Regions from separate parts of the Homo sapiens genome. Here regions 1, 2, 4, 5, 6 and 7 are each linked to region 3. Evidence: chromatin contacts called from ENCODE Hi-C or POLR2A ChIA-PET data. All regions are on one chromosome and are shown on one strand. Each heading gives the region's core, a stretch centred on a gene start or an enhancer-like site at or near the end of the contact. The rest is flanking DNA. Distances are from core to core; before and after follow the strand shown. Region 1 holds the start of MTSS2 (MTSS I-BAR domain containing 2). Region 2 holds the start of DHODH (dihydroorotate dehydrogenase (quinone)). Region 3 holds the start of CMTR2 (cap methyltransferase 2). Region 4 holds the start of ST3GAL2 (ST3 beta-galactoside alpha-2,3-sialyltransferase 2). Region 5 overlaps VAC14 (VAC14 component of PIKFYVE complex). Region 6 overlaps IST1 (IST1 factor associated with ESCRT-III). Region 7 holds the start of DDX19A-DT (DDX19A divergent transcript).

Region 1 (2,732 bases), core at 226-2,725, 600 kb after region 3:
TGTACTTGTATGCACGTAGGCACCAGCACAAAGATCTGAATGATGCACCCCACCCCCACCCCAATAAAGAAATAACAGAAAACCCTCAACCCGAGCCGGCCTGCTCCTTCCCAGCTGACACGTGCAGCTGTCCGGGGGCCTCACCCTCTGTCCTGGAGATCGGGTTTCATGATGGCCCCAAGGAGTACTGGCTGCCCCAGGGCCTGGTCCCTGCACTCACCTGAGTGGAGCCATGGGCCTAGAGCCTAGGTCCCCACCTCTGGAACCTGCACCCTCCTGGAGAGCACCATGCACTGCCTGCCCTGGAATCCTGAACCCTGCCTTCCCCAATCTGCCTTTCTCATCCTGACTCCCTGGGGCAATGGGAGTTCCCCACTGGGGACATGGGAGCTGAGCCCCAGGAGTTCCTGGATGAAAGGGCAATGCACACTGCAGAACACTTTGCAGATCTCGGGGCAAGGGGAGGAAAAGCCCAGAGCAGTCCAGGGAGGGGCAGGTGCCCCAACCACTGCTGCAGCTGAAAGCCCTTCCTCACCGGGAGTGGTACCACCTGTCCCCAGGCTTTGGGAACCCTGGGCTTGGTCTCCTAATGAGCTTGTAATTGGCTCCCTCCGGCCCATGGAGTAGGCGAGAAGGAGCTTGTGCCTGCTCTTCCCCAGAGTGCGCTCCCCCATCGTGCTGCCCCCCAGGGTGGGTTTCCCTGCCTGGAGTCTCCAGGACAGGCTGCGATTGACATTGCTACCCCATGCACGTGTGTGCATCGCACCCACCGTGGACTCAGGCAGCAGAGACCAAGGACACTCCAGCTCTGCTCTGCAGGTCCGACATTAGCCCCCACCCGCGAAGAAGGAGGTTGTTCAAGGCCCAGGAGACTACCACTGCCCCCCAAATGCCCAGCCTTGGGCACCCCATCCGGGTGGCATCGGCACCACTTGGAGAAGGAGCCAAGGAACTTGGAAGGGTCCGAACTTGAGGAAGGTCTGTGCCTGCGATGAAACGTCCCAAGGCGGGCGGCTCCACGATACCCCGCGCCCTGCTGTGTGCGGTGTATGCCACCCATCCAGCCCATGCACCGACCCCATCCCGCCACTGTACCCACTGCCTGTCTTTAGAAGCGCGAGAAGCCCCCCGCCCCAGACCAAAGGCCAGAAGATATCGTGGAGCCCCTGCCCGGGGGCCGAGGCCCAACCGCCAGTCCCGCTCCTGCGTGGGCAGGGCGGGCCCCGCCCAGCGCCGCCCCCCGACCCTCGGTGGCGCCCGCGCCCGTCGGCCCCGCTCGCCGGACCAGTCTGGCAGCGCCCGGGCTCGGATTTCAAAGCCCTGGTTTCTGGCCGTGAATGGGCCTGCGCCCGCGCGGCCGTTCCCACAGCCCCCTCCCGCGCGGCCCGCCCTCCTTCCCTCCCTCCTCGCGGTCCCCCCTCCGCCGCGCCCACGTGACGCCCGATCCTCGGCGGCTCGGATTACCGCCGCCGTCAGTCCCCGCGCCGAGGCTGCGCCGCGAGCTGCCCGCGCCGCGCCCCCCGCGCCGCCCGCCAGCCCCGCTGCGACATGGCCCGCGCCGCCCGCCGGAGGCCCGCGACCCCGGAGCGCGGCGCGGCCGGCCGCTGAGCGCAGCCTGGAGGCGGGAGGCCCGGCCCGGCCTCGGAGCGAGCGCCCGCGCGGCCTGGCCCCCTCCCTTGCGCTGCTCCCCGCGCTCCGTGCGCCTAGCCGCCGCCGCGGCCCGGCCCAGCCAGAGCATGGAGACGGCGGAGAAGGAGTGCGGCGCCCTGGGCGGGCTCTTCCAGGCCATAGTCAACGACATGAAGGTAACCGGGGCGCGGCGGGGCCGGGCGCGCGGCGACGGGTGCGGGACCCCCCGGGGACGCGTGGCGGCGGGTGGCCGAGCCTCGTGTGGCCGCGCGCCGCGGTGTCTGTGTGTCCTTGTCTGAGCGCGTCCTGCCTGCGTCTGCTGGGCGCCCGTGTCTCCGGGTGCCCGTCTGGGGGTGTGGGTGCTCGTGTGTCGGGGTGTCCGTGCGGTGCCCGCGGTGGCCCCGTGGGGTCCTGACCCGAGCCTGTGCACACGCAGGCTCCCTGCGCCCCAGACCGCCAAACCATGAATGGGGTTTGGATCCAGGACCGACTCTAGGGCCCTTTAACGAGTCCGGGGTCTTACCGGCCTCCGCCCCCTTCCACCACCATGTTCCCCCACGGCCCCGGAGCCCAGACAATGCTGTCACCGCCAAAGCAGGAAAAAATAATAAAGCGGAGAACCGTTAACTCCTTCCCCGCCGACCTAGGCCTCTGCACCCGACCGTGAGACTGCGTCCCCCAGCCCCGCCCCACCCCCACAGCCCCAGGAAGCTCCAGGACTCCAAGGTCTCCAGGCTGAATGTCCCTGCATCCCAAGGATAGGCCTTGATCATCACCTTGGGAGGAGGCGGGATGAAGGTTGGGGTCGGTGGAGCAACCCCAAGGAAGCGCTTTTCCTACCCCATTACCACCCTGGGCTCTCAGCTCCGAGCCCTCCTTGTCTCCCAGGATTGCTTAAGGTCAGGCTGGATCCAACCACCCATTCATTCCTCACCCCACCAGGTGGGGAAACTGAGGCCTGGAAATGGCTCAAGGTCACTAAGGAGACTATTGGACCCTTCCCCTGACCTCAGCCCCCATTTTTCCTCCTGGGAAAATTAGTGGGTTCCTCTCCCCAAATGAGGCCAGGGTTTGGCAGGGCTGCCCTACGCTGACTAGGCAGA
Region 2 (2,873 bases), core at 337-2,836, 720 kb before region 3:
CTATTCTGGTTCAATTATTTAAAAAAATAGTTAACCAGAAGGCAGTACGGAGAGGAAAAAGTGTAAAGGCTCTCTCAGTAGCAGAAGAGAATGAAAAAGGGAGAAAGTTTGGAACAGAGGAGTGAGGGAAAGTAAGGCTTAAGACGAGGCAGGAGAAAGGAGCAGGAGTCTTGGCCAAAATAAAGATTTGGGTTTTGTTCCCTAAGCCAGGAAATGACATGATTAGATTTGCTTTTAAGGATCCTTCCAAACTGCTAAAGACATGTAGATCAAGTATTCATTGGCTGGGCGCGGTAGCCCACGCCTGTAATCCCACCACTTTGGGAGGCTGAGGCGGGAAGATCCCTTGAGGCCAATAGTTCTAGACCAGCCTGGGCAACACAGTGAGATCCCATCTCTCTCCATTTATTTATTTTAAAAAGAGACTCAGGCCGAGCGCGGTGGCTCACGCCAGTAATCCCAGCACTTTGGGAGGCTCACGAGGTGAGGAGTTCGAGACCAGCCTGACCAACATGGTGAAACTGCAGTCTCTACTAAAAATACCAAAATTAGCCAGTCGTGGTGGCGCGCGCCTGTAATCTCAGCTACGCAGGAGGCCGAGGCAGGAAAATCGGTTGAACCCGGGAGGCGGAGGTTGCAGTGAGCCAAGATCGCGCCACTGCACTCCAGCCTGGGCGACAGCCCAAGACTCCGTCTCAAATAAACATATAAAAAGAAAGTCAAGGTTATTCATTGCCTCCCTTGGAGACTGTACTCCCCCCCACCATGTCAATCAACAAATATCTGAACACCTATTTTTTTTTTTTTTTTTTTTTTTTTTGAGACGGAGTCTCGCTCTGTCGCCCAGGCCGGACTGCGGACTGCAGTGGCGCAATCTCGGCTCACTGCAAGCTCCGCTTCCCGGGTTCACGCCATTCTCCTGCCTCAGCCTCCCGAGTAGCTGGGACTACAGGCGCCCGCCACCGCGCCCGGCTAATTTTTTGTATTTTTAGTAGAGACGGGGTTTCACCTTGTTAGCCAGGATGGTCTCGATCTCCTGACCTCATGATCCACCCGCCTCGGCCTCCCAAAGTGCTGGGATTACAGGCGTGAGCCACCGCGCCCGGCCTCTGAACACCTATTACATACGGGGATACAGCTAAGAACTTTTCACAGAGACCCCCGCCCCTAACAAAACTTTACCTAAAAGGGTTGGGAGCATGTCCTACTCTAGTTTCATTCCCCGTTGGATCCGGCACACAACGCTAGGCGGTCATGTGTTCACTAAGCACCCCTGTGCCAGGCTCAAAAACATGGCCCAGGCGCAGACACTCAGATCAGCACCCACCCAGACCTGCAGGCGCTGTCTGCACACGCCTGACCGAGTCCACGTGCAAATGCACACGCACGAGCATTTGCAGGAGACCCCGGAAACACGCACACGTCCCAGGGGGGCCCACACTCCCGGAGCCGCCTTCGGTCCATGCCTCGCCCGGCCTGACTCTCCGTTCTCGCCCTCCCCGGTCCCTGGTCCCCCATCCACACTGCTCACTCGCGGGACTCACTTTCAGGTGTCTCCACGCCATGCTCCTTCCGTCATTAAGCCCGCCCCTGTCTCCCTTCCATTGGAGGAGATGGTGGCGGCCCCTCTTGTCTCCGCCCCTTAGCCGCCAACCCACCAGTCGCCGGGCAGAAGGGTTGAGAGGACGCCTCCGCGCAGCGGGGAAGGCCCGGCACCACCCCCAGGTTCTGGTTGGGTGCACGTGCGCAGTAGCGGCGGCCACGCCTCTTCCGCCCGCCCTCTCCCAGCCTGCCCGCTTGATCGCCGGCTGTTGGCGGAGATGAGATGCCGCTGCACGGTGTTTGTCCGTACTACCGCAGCCTCGAATCCAAGAGTCCGCGAGCATCAAAACACTGTGTTTCACACCAGAAATATTTGTACAGTTTTTATCACTTTAAAAAATAAATTTTACTGCTGTGTTGATATAAAGATGAATATGTTAATATATAAACTTTTTCAACTTAAAAGTTGATTTTTCTTAAGGTTTTTTAAGGAAATTAAAACATTTTCTTGAGGCCGGGCATGGTGGCTCACGCCTGTAGTCCCAGCACTTTGGGAGGCTGAGGCAGGCAGATCACTTGAGGTCAGGAGTTCGAGACCTGGTCAACACCCAAAACCCCGTGTCTACTAAAAAATAAAATAAAATACAAAAATTAGCCGGGCGTAGTGGCAGGCGCCTGTAATCCCAGGTACTCGGGAGGCTGAGGCAGGAGAATCGCTTGAACCCAGAAGGTGGAGGTTGCAGTGAGCCGAGATAGCACCACTGCACTCCAGCCTGGGCGACAAAGCAAGACTCTGTCTCAAAAACAAACAAAGAAAAATAACCAAAAAAAAAAAATTTCTTGAGATCCTAAAAGTGTCAGAGGCCCTTCCCTGGCCCTGCGCCTGTTGTGCCTCCTGGAGAAAGTGGCCCTGGTTATACCTTGGCATTGTGGTGCAACAGATGTGGAGGTATTTTTTTAAATACTGTTTCTAATCAAGACCCTGAGTGTGCAGGCCCGTTGGAGTGTGGTTTACTGCGGTGATTTTTTTTTTTTTTTTTTTTTTTTTTTGACAGAGTCTTGCTCTGTTGCCCAGGCTGCAGTGCAGTGGCGCGATCTCGGCTCACTACAAGCTCCGCCTCCCGGGTTCACGCCATTCTCCTGCGTCAGCCTCCCGAGTAGCTGGGACTACAGGCGCCCGCAACCATGCCCGGCTCATTGTTTTGTATTTTAGAGACGGGGTTTCACCGTGTTAGCCAGGATGGTACTGCGGTGATTTATGACGACCTAATGTGTCACTTTGTAGTCCTCTGAAGCAATCGTGCCCTCACGAAGAATTTTGAAATGTCTTA
Region 3 (2,700 bases), core at 168-2,667:
ATTTTGTCCAAAGTGAGTGCCAGCTGTTTAATTATCTCCTAAGGATAAACTGCGAGGAGGAGGAATTGCTGGGTTAAAATGCATGTCCTCTTTTTTTCCCGAGACGGAGTCTCGCACTGTCGCCCGGGCTGGTGTGCAGTGGTGAGATCTCGGCTCGCTCCAACCTCCGCCTCCCGGGTTCAAGCGATTCTCCTGCCTCAGCCTCCCAAGTAGCTAGGATTACAGGCGCCCGCCACCACGCCTGGCTAATTTTTTGCATTATTAGTAGAGACGGGGTTTCACTATGTTGGTCAGGCTGGTCTCGGACTCTTGACCTCGTGATCCGCTCGCCTCGGCCTCTCAAAATGCTGGGATTACAGGCGTGAGCCACTGCGCCCAGCCAAAGTGCATGTCTCTTTTCAACGTTTGCCTTCTGGGCTAGGCGGCTTGGCTCATGCCTGTAATCCCAGCACTTTGGGTGGCCGAGACCAACGGATCGCTTGAGTCCAGGAGTTCCAGACCAGCCTAAGATAGGGAGATGCCATCTCTCTAGGAGGATCGCGTGAGCCCGGGGAAGTTGAGGCTGCAGTGAGCCGAGATCGAGCCACTGCACACCAGCCTGGGTGAGGGTAAGACCTTGTTTCAGTAAACAAACAAATAAATAAGTTTGCCTTCCGTAAGGTTTCTAATAACGTTTTTCTTCCATCCACAGATGTAAACCTGTTTCCCCATAGTCACACCAACAGTGGTCATTACCAAGGTTTTACATCTTTGCTAAACCGAGTAAAAAGAAAACTTGCTGTTTTCATTTCCATTCTTGTCTAATAATAGTTTAAACAGTTTTGTATATCCTTAGTGGCTATTTGTTTGACTTTTTTGTTTTTTGGGAGGCCTGTTCTAATATTTGCTCATTTTCCTTCTGGGGTTGTTGGCCTTTTTCTTATTGGCTTATTAAGCAACATAATTAATATATATTATGTCATGTATATATAAACAATCTTATCTTGCAGTTCCCTAGTTTGGCTTTTAACCTATCGTCTTTTGAGCTGCAGTTTCAACCCAGTCTGTACAGGAAGTAACAACTGTCCAGAAGAGTCTGAAAGCCCTTGGGGCCAGCAGCCAGTGAGCGGAACCAGCACGTCCTGACAGACAGGTTTGCCCCGTCCCTTCCCTCCCTCCCCCTCCCCCTCCCCTTCGCCTCCCTGTCCCTCTCCCTTTCACCCCTCTTCGGGACGGAGCCAAAGAATGCTCCGCCTGCGCGCGCCGCTTCCGTTGCCATAGTGGCCGGGGGCGGGAGGCTGGCGCCTCCCAGCTTCTGTACTCCGCGAAGCAAAACCTAGGGAGCTGAGGCCTAGGCGAGGCGAGAGTCGCCGGCGTGCGTAACGTTGGCGCACGTGACTCCGGCCCGGCCTACAGGGCGCGTGCGCAGTGGGACTTGAGTGCCTCCTGGTCCCTGTCTGCCGGCATTCGCGGCTGCGGGGCCCGGAGGTGGGACTGGCTTCCCGGTGCCGCGAGGGCGGGTCCGGACAGCCTTCCCCCCAGTCCGGCGCACCATCTCCCTGCCTTGTGGCTGGAGGCGCCGCGGACCCAAAGGGAGGGACCATCCCGGGAAGCAGCCCCGAGAGCGGAAGTGCAGAATGGCTTCCTCGAGAGAGTAAAGTGCAGCCTCTCCAGACACTGGGGCCCCAGTGGGCGTGGGCGAAGGTAATCCAGGCCTGGGTACGATTCCGGGCCCTCCTTCGACTTCCCAGCGGGTGAGCCAGGGGCTGGGACTGAGTTTCCTCCAGGTCAGGGACCGGGCCTCTGGAGTGGGGTTTGGGACTTACTTCACTAGATGAAATGAGATATGGGGTGCCCGGCCCAAAGTCAGCCCTGGATACTCACTGGCCGTTGTTTTCACAGTTGCTGGTAGGAGGAGTTGGCGGAAGCACTTGGAACTCCTTTATAAGTGTCAGCTGTGAGGTAAAAACTGTTGATGAGATCTTGTGGGTTTTGTTTTGGGTTCACTAATTTGGGCGGGGGCTACATAACTGCCTACTTGAGTTTGCAATATGAGAATGGTAATAGCGACCCACTTAGCAGAATTATGATGTCACAAAGCTCAAAGGACTGTTTAATGAAAGGCTCAGAGGATCATATACTGGAAAATTTTTCCACACACGCTGTAAGCCACATGCTTTTTTTTTTTTTTTTAAGTCATGCATTTAAGTGCTGGAGTGAAGTTGAGGTGCACTATTAATGACTCATATTCAGAACCTGAAGAGAGAGATCCCTTTTGTGCTAAGTATGATATCCACTCATTTATTCAGTAATACTGAGTGCTTACTGTGTACCAGGCAATGTCCAACTTCTTGGAATGGTCTATGTGTAAACAAAACAAAGATCTCTGTCCTGTGGAGCTTACATTCTAGTTTGGGGAAGACAAATAATAAACAGTAAACAAAAAGAAGGAAGTTATAGGTTGGAAGTACATGAGTACCATAGGAAAAAAATACAGCGAGGTAAGAGGCATGGGGAATGCAAGATGCAATCTTAGGTAGGCTTCACTGAGAAAATGACATTTGAGCAAATATTGGAAGGAGGTGAAGGAGTTAGCTGTGCTGACAGCTGGGGAAAGAGCATTCCAGGCAGAGGGACCACCAATGCAGAAAGACTTTTGTCTTGGAATGTGCTTGGTGTCTTCAGTGAACAGCAGAAAGGCCTGTTTGGCTGGAGTAGTGA
Region 4 (2,700 bases), core at 85-2,584, 850 kb after region 3:
ATGTGATCCACCTGCCTCAGCCTCCCAAAGTGCTGGGGTCGTGATGACATCACTGCACTCCAGCCTGGGCGACAGTGAGACCTTGAGCAAAAACAAAGAGCGTTCCTGTGCTAAAGGGGACTAGACTGGGACCCTGCCTTTCCGGGTTTGGCTCTTCAGGGCCATTATTAATTATCCCACACAAGGGCCATCCTTGAAAGAGGATACCGGTGTGTTAGCAGCAAACACCAACAGCAGAGGTTATCAGGTTATCAAGGTAGTAACCGGCAGCATGAGCAACACCTGGAGACGGGGTAGCAATGCCAATTCTGGGGCCTGCCCTAGAGCTAAAAGAACCAGAAGCTGAGGGTGGGGGCAGCAATCTGCGTTTAAACAAGCTGGCCAAGAGGATCCCATACACACCAAAAATTCAGAACCACTTCAGCCTCACTTCAGCCTGTTGGAGGGCGAAACTGCAGTCTACCTGGAGTTTCATAAAGGTTTTGAAATAGGTGCGGAAGTTAGGGAAAGGATGGGCTAATAAAAGACATGGCAAATATTTAAAATGCATTCACTTTACCCTCAACAGCAGGAAGCTACGGGCATCTAAGAGAGAGCCTGCAAGGGGGAGATGCCCCGGTGGATGAGGAACCAATAGACACTCTGCCCCCTTTTCCTCTTTTCCTAGGTGGGGAACACAAAGTCCAGCGAGGCCAAACCCCCGCTCGCACCGCTGATGGGGTCTCTCTCCCCTCAGGCCAGGGCGCAGCGGCCCCACCGCAGCTCGGGCTTTCAGAGCCCGGGCGTGAAGCCAAGCTGGCCTCAGGTCGCGGCTCTTTGAGAGCGCGAGTGGGAACAGTGCCCTCCGGCCGGGCTCGTCAGCAGCTGGCCACAGCAGCATCTGAGAGGCGTCCTCGGCTAGTGTGCACCTCCCTAGGAACCCACGTATCCAACCCGGCTCGGGGCCGTCTGCTCCAGCCGCTGGAGCCCGGCCTTCTGAGAATGAAGACTTCCCATCCCCCTCCGTCTCCCCTCCTGCACGGCGGACCCCCTGAGCCCTAGCGAAACTACAAAGCCCACAATCCCTGGGATGCGCGCGCTGTCTTCTGGGAGATGTAGTCCTGGATGCGGGGCGCCCCTAGCGACCCAGCGCCCGCTGGACTCCATATCCCAGCATGCCGGCGCGCGTGCGGGGGGCGGAGGGAGGGAGAGACGGGGAGGATGTGAATGGGGTGGGGGCAGTCGCCCCTGTCCCCCACCCTTCCCTTCAAGCCGGGCAGGGGTGGGGGGAGGGGCCGGGCTGAGGCGGCGGCGGCGGCGGCGCTCGGGGAGGGTTGGGCCAGGCAAGGGCGGGACTAGCCCACGGCGGGCGGACGAGAGAGCTGCGAGCTAACGGGTCCGGACGACGGCGGCGGCGGCGGCGGCGGCGGCGACGGCTTTCTGCGCGGGCGGCGGCGGCGGCCGGAGCGGCGAGCATGGCCCGCGCGGCGCCGGGCGCTGACTGAGGTGCGCGGGTGGGATGAGGGCGGGCGGGATGCAGAGCGCCCCGGGCCCCCGGCTGCCCAGACCTCCCCTGCGCGGGCAGCTGGCGCGGCCCAGCGGCCCAGACCGGCCCGTTCCAGCCCGGCAACTTCCCCCGGGTCGGGGCGCCGGGCTCCCTCGTGTGGGCGGGGGTCCGCGCGCGTTGGCCTCATTCCGGATCCCCGCCTTCTGCTTTGCACGTCCAGCCGCTCCCAGCCTCCCAGGGCTCCCGCTCCGCTCCTTTGCCGGCAGCCCCCAACCCCAACCCCAGCCCCAGCCCCAGCCCTCGGAAGAGCTCTCTGCCCTGGTCCCGACTTCCAGTCCACTCCCTAGTTCGTACCGCTAACCCTGGGTCTCCCGGCCTCTGCTCCACCTGGGAGACCCCGGCCCCACTCTTGGCCAGAGCCTGTCTGCCCCATCAGCTCCTCTTTCCTCTCTCCCCTGTGATCTTTCCCCTACCTGGCACTGCCCCCTAACCATCCTCAGTGGCCCAGTTCTCACGGCTCGACCTTCCTACTTTGGGGAAACTGAGGCACGGCTGAAGCCAGAAACTTGGCCAAAGCGCCAGTCCCGTGGAGGCTGGTCTGAACCTCGTCTCTCCTCTCTCCTGTTCCTTCTCTGCCTTGGAATGGAAGTCATTTCTTACCCCCAGTCATTCCCCTGTGACTGGACCAAACTTCCCACCCCCTGCTACAGCTCTGGGCTGAGCTCACTTGAGTCTCCCCTTAGCTTCCTGCCGCTCCTGTTGGCCTTCCCTCCTTCGCATAACCCACTCCGGGTTCCCTCTGCCTGTAGAGGAGTCAGCACCAATTGCTTGCTTGCTCAAGTTAGCCTTTCGATTTATCTTTTGCCAACTGCATCCATCTCCCGTCTCCCATCTTCCCTCTTGCTTTACAGCTGCGTAAAGGAGCGGAGGATTGAGTCAAAGGTGGTGTTGGAGAAAGGGGCTAGAGAGGTGCTGGGGGCAGGCAGGGACCTGGGGCCTCTTTTCAGTCAAAGCCTCCGGGGGAGTACAGGGCACTCTGGGACCTCTGGCCAGTAACACACTCCCGCCTCGTCTTTGGGACGGATGTTTGGAAGCTGGTTGGCCACCCCTTCCTTGCCTGGTGGGCTCTGAAGCCCTTCTCAGGTGGAAGGTATCGCTGGTTTTTAGAGAGATGGTGGCATAAGAGGAGTCTGGGAGACCACACCCCTAAGCTT
Region 5 (2,720 bases), core at 117-2,616, 550 kb after region 3:
GCAGAGGGCCCCTGTGGGAGGCTTCCCTGGAGATCCCAGCTTCTCCTGCCCCTCTGTTCCAACACACTTGCTTATCTCAGGCTGCCTGGGTGGGTGGTGAAGTTCACATCTGTTCCCTCCTGGCTGTGACCTCTTAGACCCCCAGCTGGAAGTGCATGCGGAGGCTCCTCAGCGTCGCCCAGTGCTGGGTGATTTGTGTCATCAGCTCAGTTTGAATAGCGTCATGGCAGGCCACACAGGCCAAGTTTACTTACCCCGGAATCCCTGGCACCAGGTGCCCAGTAAGGGTCAGTACCTATTTTTGAAAGTTTATTAAAATAATGGAAGGCAGGGGCACCAATCACCTGAGCCTGAGGCCCCCGGCACTGCTGCCCAGAATGGCATCCTCTCATACCCGTGCTGCCAGGCCCTCCCTTGTCCAGTTGGAAGCCCCAGCAGTCCAGCCCCCCTGCTCCACCAGCAGGGGGTGCCTTCCTCCACACCCTCTCCTCGCTGCCTTTGGCCCCAGCCCTCACCCTGCAGCAATAGCTCTTTCCCGGTGGCAGACTGCTATATGACCTCTCCACTGCCGCGTCAGCTGGAAGTCCCCACTGGGCCCTGCTGCATCCCATCGGCTTCTCTCTCGCTCTGACCTGAGCAGCTGCAAAGTCTCCTGGCTATGATTGATGCCTCCGGCGCTCCTGTCCTGCCGACCCAGGCCGGCCCACAGATGAGAAAGTGATTGCCCCTTGAGTGGGTTCCCGAGTTGGTGCCATTGCGGCGGCCTTTGTCTACGTAGCTGTGCACCCCCTCCAGTTCTGCAGACTCTACACCCCCAAGACCCTGCTCAGCCTCCCTTTCTCCCAGCCACTTGATTCTTGGGGGAAACTGCCCCTTCCCCACCCTGTCCTCTTGGTTCCATACCAGCCTCTCCATCACCCACCCCTTCTGTGGACCACTTCCTGTGCCAAGCACGACTTGATGCTCTTTAGCCCTGCCTGGTTCACAGAAGAGGAGCTGGCCTCGGAGAAGGTGGTGCTGCCTCCCCTGAGCGGCCTCTGGCCCTTCCCTTGTATCCTCCAGGCAGCAGATCTTGAGCCCACAACGGGCTGTCCGGGCACATGGACCCCAACCCCAGCAGGGAGGGAGGCCGGAGTGGAGCAGGGACCCTGCTGGGCCTGAACTGGGTGGCTGACGTTTTCACATCTGGTTCTGTTGAACTGTAACTCGCGTTATGTACTGAAGCCAGGGTTATTTTTATCCTGACATGTGAGGTTTCTTCACGTCATAACCACAAAACTCAATCCAAAACATCCCGGGGCAGGTTGTTTGTGAGACGTTCTGTGGATTCTCATGTCACCACATCAGGTTTCACTTAGTAACATCTGCAGGGCTGGCTCCCCGGCCGCCCACCCCGCCAGCCTGGGTTTCTGTGTGGAGTGCGTCTCTGTGCCCCTGGCCAGCCGCCGGTCACGTGCACTTCCTGCCAGGGGCTGGCAGGCTCCTCACTTGCCCAAACCAGAAATACAAGGCACAGTGGCCTTCAGCTGAGGGATGGCACTCTCCCTCATGCTCCTGCCCTCTGCAGGATTGGGGAATGGAAATCCCACTCTCCTGGGCCCCTCAAAGAGAGCCTGTCTCCCGAGACACACAGCCGGGTTGTGGGCCCCCCTCTCCCTCGCCCCCTGCTGCAGCAGCTGCCCACCATCTACAGGGGGCTGTGCCTCAGTGGCACCCCTGAGTAAAACCGCTGAGGTCCTCGGAGCGCAGTGTTGGAGGGCGTGCCCTGAGCTGCCCCGTCCCGGCTCCCACTTTCCTCATGCGCCTGCAGCACCCAGCCCAGGACCCTGCTTACAAGAGCAGATGAGCCAGAGCCGGAGGTGGGCGGAAGAGCAGGCAGCAGTGAGGCGGAAATCAGCATACTTGAGGGGCCCATTTCTCCTGTAGTCACCCTCCCGGGGTGAGCTTGTTCTCTCTCCACCCATCTCCTCCTCCTGAGCCTGCAGCCCTGCCTCAGAGAGCATCTCAAGCCAAAGGGCAGCTCAGATCAACAGAGTGGCTGGGGGCGATGGGGGCCACTGAGGCTGGGAAAGAGCGAGCAGCCCCCACCCTGTCCTGCTGAGCACTGAGGCCTTTCCCATCCCTGTCCAGCCCGCCCTCCCTGCCCCTTCAAGTGTGGCCCCTTTCCCCACCTCCCCTGCTGGGAAAAGACTGCCCTGCTCAAACCTGTGGTCTCAATGCAGCCCCTCCCAAGGCTCCCAACCCTGTCTTGGGGAGGGCAGAAAGTCTTTAAGCCTTGGGAGCACTGTGAGGGCTGAGCTGCACTCAGCTGAGGATGTGAATCGCTTGCTGCGGCTTCTCGCAGCTGTGACACTGCCCTCCTCCTCCCTTCCACTAAGGGCCTCAGCTCCAGGGTCCAAGGGGCAGCCTGGACATTGAGAGTCCATTTTGGGTCCACACTAGGGGCTGTGGCTAAGGAGTTCAGAGTTGTGTCCAGAGCAGCCCAGCCCTTCTCTTCTGCCATCTTTAGCCAGACTGTCAGCGGAGAGATGGGCTGATCTCCCTCCCCAGATGTGTGGGGGTCACAGGTGGCCCCCCTTCTTCCTCAGAGCATCCTGATAGAGCACTGTGAATTTGTGCCAGAAATGAAATCTCCCCACTCAGACATTTCAGACCAGCCCCCAGACATCCATTCTGAGACTCAGAATGAGAACGGTCTGCCCTGCGCAGTGCTCTGCGCT
Region 6 (2,789 bases), core at 239-2,738, 610 kb before region 3:
TATGTTAAAATAAGATGTTTAAGGCATGCTTTATATCTTTTTCCCTCGGTTTAACAATTCTGATTAATCTGTTTCAATCTCACTGCAAGACAACTGTTTCTTACATACTGCCTAGAACGGTATGTCACCCACACACTGCCTAGCACAGTGTTTTGTACAAAGCTGTCGCTCATGTATTATGTTAATTAGTAGAAAATTTAATTAAAAACCACATGCTTTTAAAAAAATTCTACAAATTTACATAATCTAGTTTTGTTTTAGAATTAAGGAAAGAAAAGCAATTTGCTAAACTATTTTGTTAAGTACTGAGGATTTTTCAACTCCTATTCAACAGATCCCCATTTTACGAAGAAACTAATCATTAAAGACAATGACAGTAAACCACAAAAGTAGTAACTAAAGGATATATCCTAAATGATTACCAGTACATTAAATAAATCAGACTAAAAACGAATTTAAAGCAAAAGACTACGCAGGGCGCGGTGGCTCACACCTGTAATCCCAGCACTTTGGGAGGCCGAGGTGGGTGGATCACGAGGTCAGGAGATCGAGACCATTCTGGCTAACGCAGTGAAACCCCATCTCTACTAAAAACACAAAAAATTAGCTGGGTGTGGTGATGGGTGCCTGTAGTCCCAGCTATTTGGGAGGGTGAGGCAGGAGAATGGCGTGAACCCGGGAGGTGGAGCTTGCAGTGAGCCGAGATCGTGCTACTGCACTCCAGCCTGGGCGACAGAGCAAGATTCCGTCTCAAAAAAAAAGAAAAAAAACCAAAAGACTGACTTAATTACTATCTCAGAATTTGAACCTGTTTCCAAAGCTAAACATAACATAAACTTTGTTATCCTGTATGATTAGGAACATTAATTTTGGAAATAATAACCTAAAAGTTAATAAAATATTCTAGTCAACATTTACTATTCATATATACATTAACAAACATAAACAAATTTTTATACATATGTGATTATATACACATCACATACTAACATTGTCCAGTAAGTAATCTAAAATTCTTTTTGTGATTCAGACGTTACTCTAAAATCACTGTGCTTCAACATCTTTACTGTCATTCACTCACTCACCAAATATTTATTGAGTGCTATTCTATTAAGCACTGTGCTAAGCCACTGTCTACAACAGACATTCAAATGAGAGCTTCCCTAGCCTTCAAGGGGCTCACAATCAAATGGGTATAGCTGACATAAAAACAACTATAAGACAAGTAAGCAATTATAACATAAACTCTAAAAAATGGTTATGAACTAGTGACCACAATCCTAGTTCTCGGTATTCTGTTTATATACATATATACTTATCTTTATTAGTGTAACACCATTATTTTTATTAGTGTCACACATGGATCAGCAGCCCAATCCTTCACTTTACTCCAATTCTTAACACTGGCATAGCAAACCCATCTAGTTCCTCTTTTATCACTCAGCTCGCTGAGACTTCGCGAGCTAGTTAGCCTCCCCATCCTGAATAAGCAAAGTAAAACCATGGACTGAGTCCTTCCTCTTAGGATATCTGGAGGAGGAAAAGAATCAGAACTGCTGCCCAAAATAGTGAAGCTGCCCAGAAGTAGTGATCCTGAAAGCTCTATTCAAAGTAGTAGCAGCTAAAAGTAGCCAAAAAAAAAAAAAAAAAAAAAAAGACTTCCTAAGGGAGTAAACTCAGTGTTTGTAGCTCTAAAAGTACGAAGTGAGGAGGGGAGAGAGCAAGGTCAAGACTGGCTACAGACACTCCAATACGTACAAAAGCTTTTGGTTTTGACGTGTGTTATTTTATTTATTCTGATCTTTTTTTTTTTTTTTGAGACCGAGTTTCACTCTTGTTGCCCAGGCTGGAATGCAATGGTGCGATTTCAGCCTACTGCAACCTCCACCTCCCAGGTCCAAGCGATTCTCCTGCCTCAACCTCCCAGGTAGCTAGGATTACAGGTGTCTGCCATCACGCCCAGCTAATTTTTTTTTTTTTTTTTTTTGAGACAGAGTCTTGTTCTGTCGCCGAGGCTAGAGTGCAGTGGCGCAATCTTGGCTCACTACTACCTCTGCCTCAGCCTCCCGAGTAGCTGGGACTACAGGCACCCACCACCATACCCAGCTAATTTTTTATATTTTTAGTAGAGACAGGGTTTCACCGTGTTAGCCAGGATGGTCTCGATCTCCTGACCTTGTGATCCACCCGCCTCGGCCTCCCGAAGTGCTGGGATTACAGGCGTTAGCCACCATGCCCGGCTGTTCGCCCAGCTAATTTTTTCTATTTTTAGTAGAGACAGGGTTTCACCATGTTGGCTAGGCTGGTCTCAAACTCCTGACCTCAGGTGATCCACCCGCCTCGGCCTCCCAGAGTGCTGGGATTACAGGTATGAGCCACCACTCCCAGCCTGAGGTTTCTTTTGTTGTTGTTCTTATAAAAGAAGTAATTTGAACAAATTTTGGTATGACCACTGTATCGCAGTTATGAAGATGTGATGTTAGAGTAGAAACAGACACAATGAGGTGCTAGGACACATTTCCAAGATAATACAGCCCAATTCCTTTATCTTTTTAAAAATTTTTATTAGCAGAGATGGGGCCTTGCTATGTTGCCCAGGCTGGTCTCCCAACTCTTGGGCTCAGCAATCCTCCCGCCTCAACCTCCCGAAGTGCTGGGATTACAGGCATGAGCCGCCACACCTGGTGGTCCAATTCCTTTAGAAGCATTACATGTACAAGTGGCACAAAGTTCACTGTGTATTTTCACACTATAATAAAATCTTCACTGGTCAAACTAAGACTGAAAAT
Region 7 (2,700 bases), core at 116-2,615, 940 kb after region 3:
TAACTTCTACACTGATATTTCTATTAGCCATCACTTCTAACATATTCTGTTCTCTGTAGTTCAATAAATCCTTGCCAGCCTTGTCTAATTCTGTCAATAGCCCTCTCAAAAATCCCCATACCGGCTGGGCGCGGTGACTCACGGCTGTAATCCCAGCACTTTGGGAGGCCGAGGTGGGCGGATCACTTGAGGTCGGGAGTTCGAGACCAGCCTGACCAACATGGAGAAACCCCGTCTCTACAAAAAATACAAAATTAGCCGGGCGTGGTGGCGCATGCCTGTAATCCCAGCTACTCGGGAGACTGAGGCAGGAGAATCGCTTGAACCCGGGAGGCGGAGGTTGCGGTGAGCCGAGATGGCGCCATTGCACTCCAGCCTGGGCAACAAGAGCAAAACTCTGCCTCAAAAGAGAAACAACTACAACAAAAAAAAAGACAGTCCATTATCACTAAACAAACCTAAAGTTTAGGTCTTAGATATAAGAACAGAAAGCCACAGTGTATGCTGTAATTACATTCCAGTTGAATGAATATTCATTACTGAAAGAACAAGTACATGAAACCGTTACTTTACACATCAATGAAACAATTTGTAGTGCCTCCTTCCAACATCTGCAGTAGATTGAGGTATTAAATCCAAAAGTCAATCTGTTATTCTGCAAAGAGCTACAAACTACCAACCACGTTAAGCATGGATCTAAGAAATGTTAAATACAGAGTAGTACAGAAACATGCGAAGAACAGTCGCGTAATGAAAAAGAGAATCAGAATCTAAACTTGGCTTTCCTTATAATCGTCACCGAGGAGGTCAATAGAGGAATGACAGCATGCATAGTGGGGCGGATTTACCAAAGGATGAAGTCCTTAACCAGCCCAGATGGAGATAAAAAGCTCGACATTGGTCTCTTTAGCTCTAAGAGCAAATCAAGGGCAAGTGACTGCCCTAGCAAACTGCAGGAGCGCGTTGCCCAGGGGCCTCCCCAACCCGGGGAGCTCCCTGTGCTTTTGGGAGGTTTCGCTTGGGCCCCTGCTACGTCCTCCTCGCCAGGAGCTGAGCTACTGACCGACTTGACAGCCGCTTCCTGCTCGTCCACCGCCAGGGCCCACGAGTCGGTGGCCATAGTCCCGGACAAGGGAGACCCACTTGTGAAAATATGCGCTGCACCACGTCGCAACGCGGGCCCTAACCTCGCCACCGGCGCGAGAATGCACCTCACGCGGACCGGAAGCGGCGGTGAGCACAGGTGACGTCAGTTCCCACCCAGCGTGCGACATCATCATTCTGCGCGGCGCCAGGTCTCTCCTCGGGCCTCGCCTTTCCCTTCGTGCGCAAACCTCGCGCTTTTTGCTCACCCTTCCAGGACGCGGCCTCCTCGCTTCTTAAAATGTCTGAGCTCTACGAAGTGGAACTGTTAGCCCTCCGTTTATTGCCTTACTTCACACTGAAATAAGCCAACGTTTATTTTATTTTATTTATTTTATTATTTATTTTATTATTTTTTTTCGAGACGGAGTCTCGCTCTGTCCCAGGCTGGAGTGCCGTGGCGGGATCTCGACTCACTGCAACCTCCGCCTCCGTGTTCAAGCTATTCTACCTCAGCCTCCCGAGTAGCTGGGATTACAGGTGCCCGCCACCACGCCCGGCTAATTTTTGTATTTTTAGTAGAGATGGGGTTTCACCATGTTGGCCAGGCTGATCTCGAACTGCTGACCTTGTGATCCTCCCGCCTCAGCCTCCCAAAGTGTTGGGATTACAGGCGTGAGCCACCGCGCCCGGCCCCCAACGTTTCTTTTTAAGCCTGTCATATCTCACATTAAATGTGTAAGTCTCTGAACTGTAGGGCTTTGAACAAAGGAAAGTTCCATGAGAATACTATATGATGCCAATTTCTACTGTTAGGAACGCGATAACAGGTAAGAAAACAAAAACCAAAACGCAACAGAAGACCCGTAAACCCCATAATTCCACCATCCAATAAACACAACACACAATGCGTTTTTTCGTTTCTTTTTTGAGTCAGGGTCTCATTGTGTCGCCCAGGCTGGAATGCAGTGGTGTGATCTCGGCTCACTGCACCCTTGACCTCCCACCTCAGCCTCCCAGGTAGCTGGGCCCACAGGCCCGCACCACCACTCCTGGCTAGTTTTTAAACTTTTTGCAGAGACGGAAGTCTTCATTATATTGCTCAGGCTGCTTTTGATCTCCTGCTAACTCCAGAGATCCTCCTGCCTTGGCCTCTCAAAGTGTTGGGATTACAGGCATGAGCCACCACACCTGGCCATTATGTTGAAGGACCACCAAATACATAATGTATAATCTATTTATATGAGATTCAAGAATAGGACAAATAAAATCTATGCTGATAAAAACTAACAGAGCTTACCTGTGGAGAAGGATGTTTGGTCCAGACACAAGAGAACTTCCTGGGTGATAGAATTATTCTGTATCTTGATTGGGACCTGGTTACATAGATGTGTAAATTTGTTAAGTCATGCTACTTTGTATTTCTAAACTCATGGAACCATTATTTACAGATATCACCCAGGCTGGAGTGCAGTGGCCGGGTCTTGGCTCACTGCAACCTCTGCTTCCTGGATTCAAGCGGTTCTCCTGCCTCAGCCTCCCAAGTAGCTGGGATTACAGGCACACGCCACCACGCCCAGATAATGTTTGTATTTTTAGTAGAGATGGAGTTTCACC

The links. Hi-C counts contacts between places; a loop is a spot of excess contacts on that map. ChIA-PET counts read pairs that join two places held with the same protein, here RNA polymerase II (POLR2A). Pooled maps may share reads with other maps.
Region 1: a loop to region 3 is called in a pooled map, with 6 times the contacts of the local background. The contact joins the promoter of MTSS2 here to the promoter of CMTR2 in region 3. A Hi-C loop is called at or near these places in 1 of 168 maps with a recorded cell type or tissue (chondrocyte) and 8 of 50 pooled maps. POLR2A ChIA-PET finds 5 or more read pairs at or near these places in 1 of 52 experiments (HCT116).
Region 2: a map with no recorded cell type shows a loop between it and region 3 (30-fold over the local background). The contact joins the promoter of DHODH here to the promoter of CMTR2 in region 3. A Hi-C loop is called at or near these places in 7 of 37 single-sample maps with no recorded cell type and 14 of 50 pooled maps. POLR2A ChIA-PET finds 5 or more read pairs at or near these places in 1 of 52 experiments (activated T-cell).
Region 4: a map with no recorded cell type shows a loop between it and region 3 (14-fold over the local background). The contact joins the promoter of ST3GAL2 here to the promoter of CMTR2 in region 3. A Hi-C loop is called at or near these places in 1 of 168 maps with a recorded cell type or tissue (naive thymus-derived CD4-positive, alpha-beta T cell), 3 of 37 single-sample maps with no recorded cell type and 7 of 50 pooled maps.
Region 5: a loop to region 3 is called in a map with no recorded cell type, with 20 times the contacts of the local background. The contact joins the enhancer-like site here to the promoter of CMTR2 in region 3. A Hi-C loop is called at or near these places in 5 of 37 single-sample maps with no recorded cell type and 8 of 50 pooled maps. POLR2A ChIA-PET finds 5 or more read pairs at or near these places in 1 of 52 experiments (BJ).
Region 6: a loop to region 3 is called in a map of naive thymus-derived CD4-positive, alpha-beta T cell, with 15 times the contacts of the local background. The contact joins the enhancer-like site here to the promoter of CMTR2 in region 3. A Hi-C loop is called at or near these places in 1 of 168 maps with a recorded cell type or tissue (naive thymus-derived CD4-positive, alpha-beta T cell), 2 of 37 single-sample maps with no recorded cell type and 11 of 50 pooled maps.
Region 7: a map with no recorded cell type shows a loop between it and region 3 (14-fold over the local background). The contact joins the promoter of DDX19A-DT here to the promoter of CMTR2 in region 3. A Hi-C loop is called at or near these places in 1 of 37 single-sample maps with no recorded cell type and 7 of 50 pooled maps. POLR2A ChIA-PET finds 5 or more read pairs at or near these places in 1 of 52 experiments (PC-9).

Annotation. Positions count from the first base shown.
Region 1 is chr16:70,684,796-70,687,527 of GRCh38, reverse strand. It overlaps MTSS2 (MTSS I-BAR domain containing 2), which reads left to right and starts at 1,475. Exons shown (of 15, transcript NM_138383.3): 1 at 1,475-1,805. The coding sequence starts at 1,737. VAC14 (VAC14 component of PIKFYVE complex) reads left to right here. Exons shown (of 19, transcript NM_018052.5): 19 at 1-89.
Region 2 is chr16:72,007,457-72,010,329 of GRCh38, reverse strand. It overlaps DHODH (dihydroorotate dehydrogenase (quinone)), which reads right to left and starts at 1,586. Exons shown (of 9, transcript NM_001361.5): 1 at 1,545-1,586. The coding sequence starts at 1,565. RefSeq lists silencers at 1,592-1,791, 1,735-1,834.
Region 3 is chr16:71,288,119-71,290,818 of GRCh38, reverse strand. CMTR2 (cap methyltransferase 2) reads left to right here and starts at 1,417. Exons shown (of 3, transcript NM_018348.6): 1 at 1,417-1,683; 2 at 1,882-1,941. It overlaps LOC102723786 (a long non-coding RNA gene), which reads right to left and starts at 2,019. Exons shown (of 4, transcript XR_933707.3): 1 at 1,864-2,019. RefSeq lists silencers at 1,145-1,214, 1,295-1,664.
Region 4 is chr16:70,437,734-70,440,433 of GRCh38, reverse strand. It overlaps ST3GAL2 (ST3 beta-galactoside alpha-2,3-sialyltransferase 2), which reads left to right and starts at 1,334. Exons shown (of 7, transcript NM_006927.4): 1 at 1,334-1,485. RefSeq lists silencers at 1,183-1,362, 1,463-1,662.
Region 5 is chr16:70,736,322-70,739,041 of GRCh38, reverse strand. The region is part of intron 13 of VAC14 (VAC14 component of PIKFYVE complex); the gene reads left to right. Among named protein-coding and RNA genes, the nearest start is that of VAC14-AS1, 17 kb to the left of the region's middle. RefSeq lists enhancers at 488-657, 559-1,089, 1,062-1,221. Within about 2 kb of position 1,366, at least 30 of the 41 ENCODE cell types and tissues checked have a DNase peak (open chromatin) inside an H3K27ac peak, as active enhancers do.
Region 6 is chr16:71,899,195-71,901,983 of GRCh38, reverse strand. All of the region lies in intron 1 of IST1 (IST1 factor associated with ESCRT-III), which reads right to left. Among named protein-coding and RNA genes, the nearest start is that of IST1, 5.1 kb to the right of the region's middle. Within about 2 kb of position 1,488, at least 3 of the 41 ENCODE cell types and tissues checked have a DNase peak (open chromatin) inside an H3K27ac peak, as active enhancers do.
Region 7 is chr16:70,345,412-70,348,111 of GRCh38, reverse strand. DDX19A-DT (DDX19A divergent transcript) reads left to right here and starts at 1,365. Exons shown (of 5, transcript NR_039997.1): 1 at 1,365-1,913. DDX19A (DEAD-box helicase 19A) reads right to left here and starts at 1,209. Exons shown (of 12, transcript NM_018332.5): 1 at 1,064-1,209. The coding sequence starts at 1,120. RefSeq lists enhancers at 965-1,454, 973-1,590, 1,591-2,209.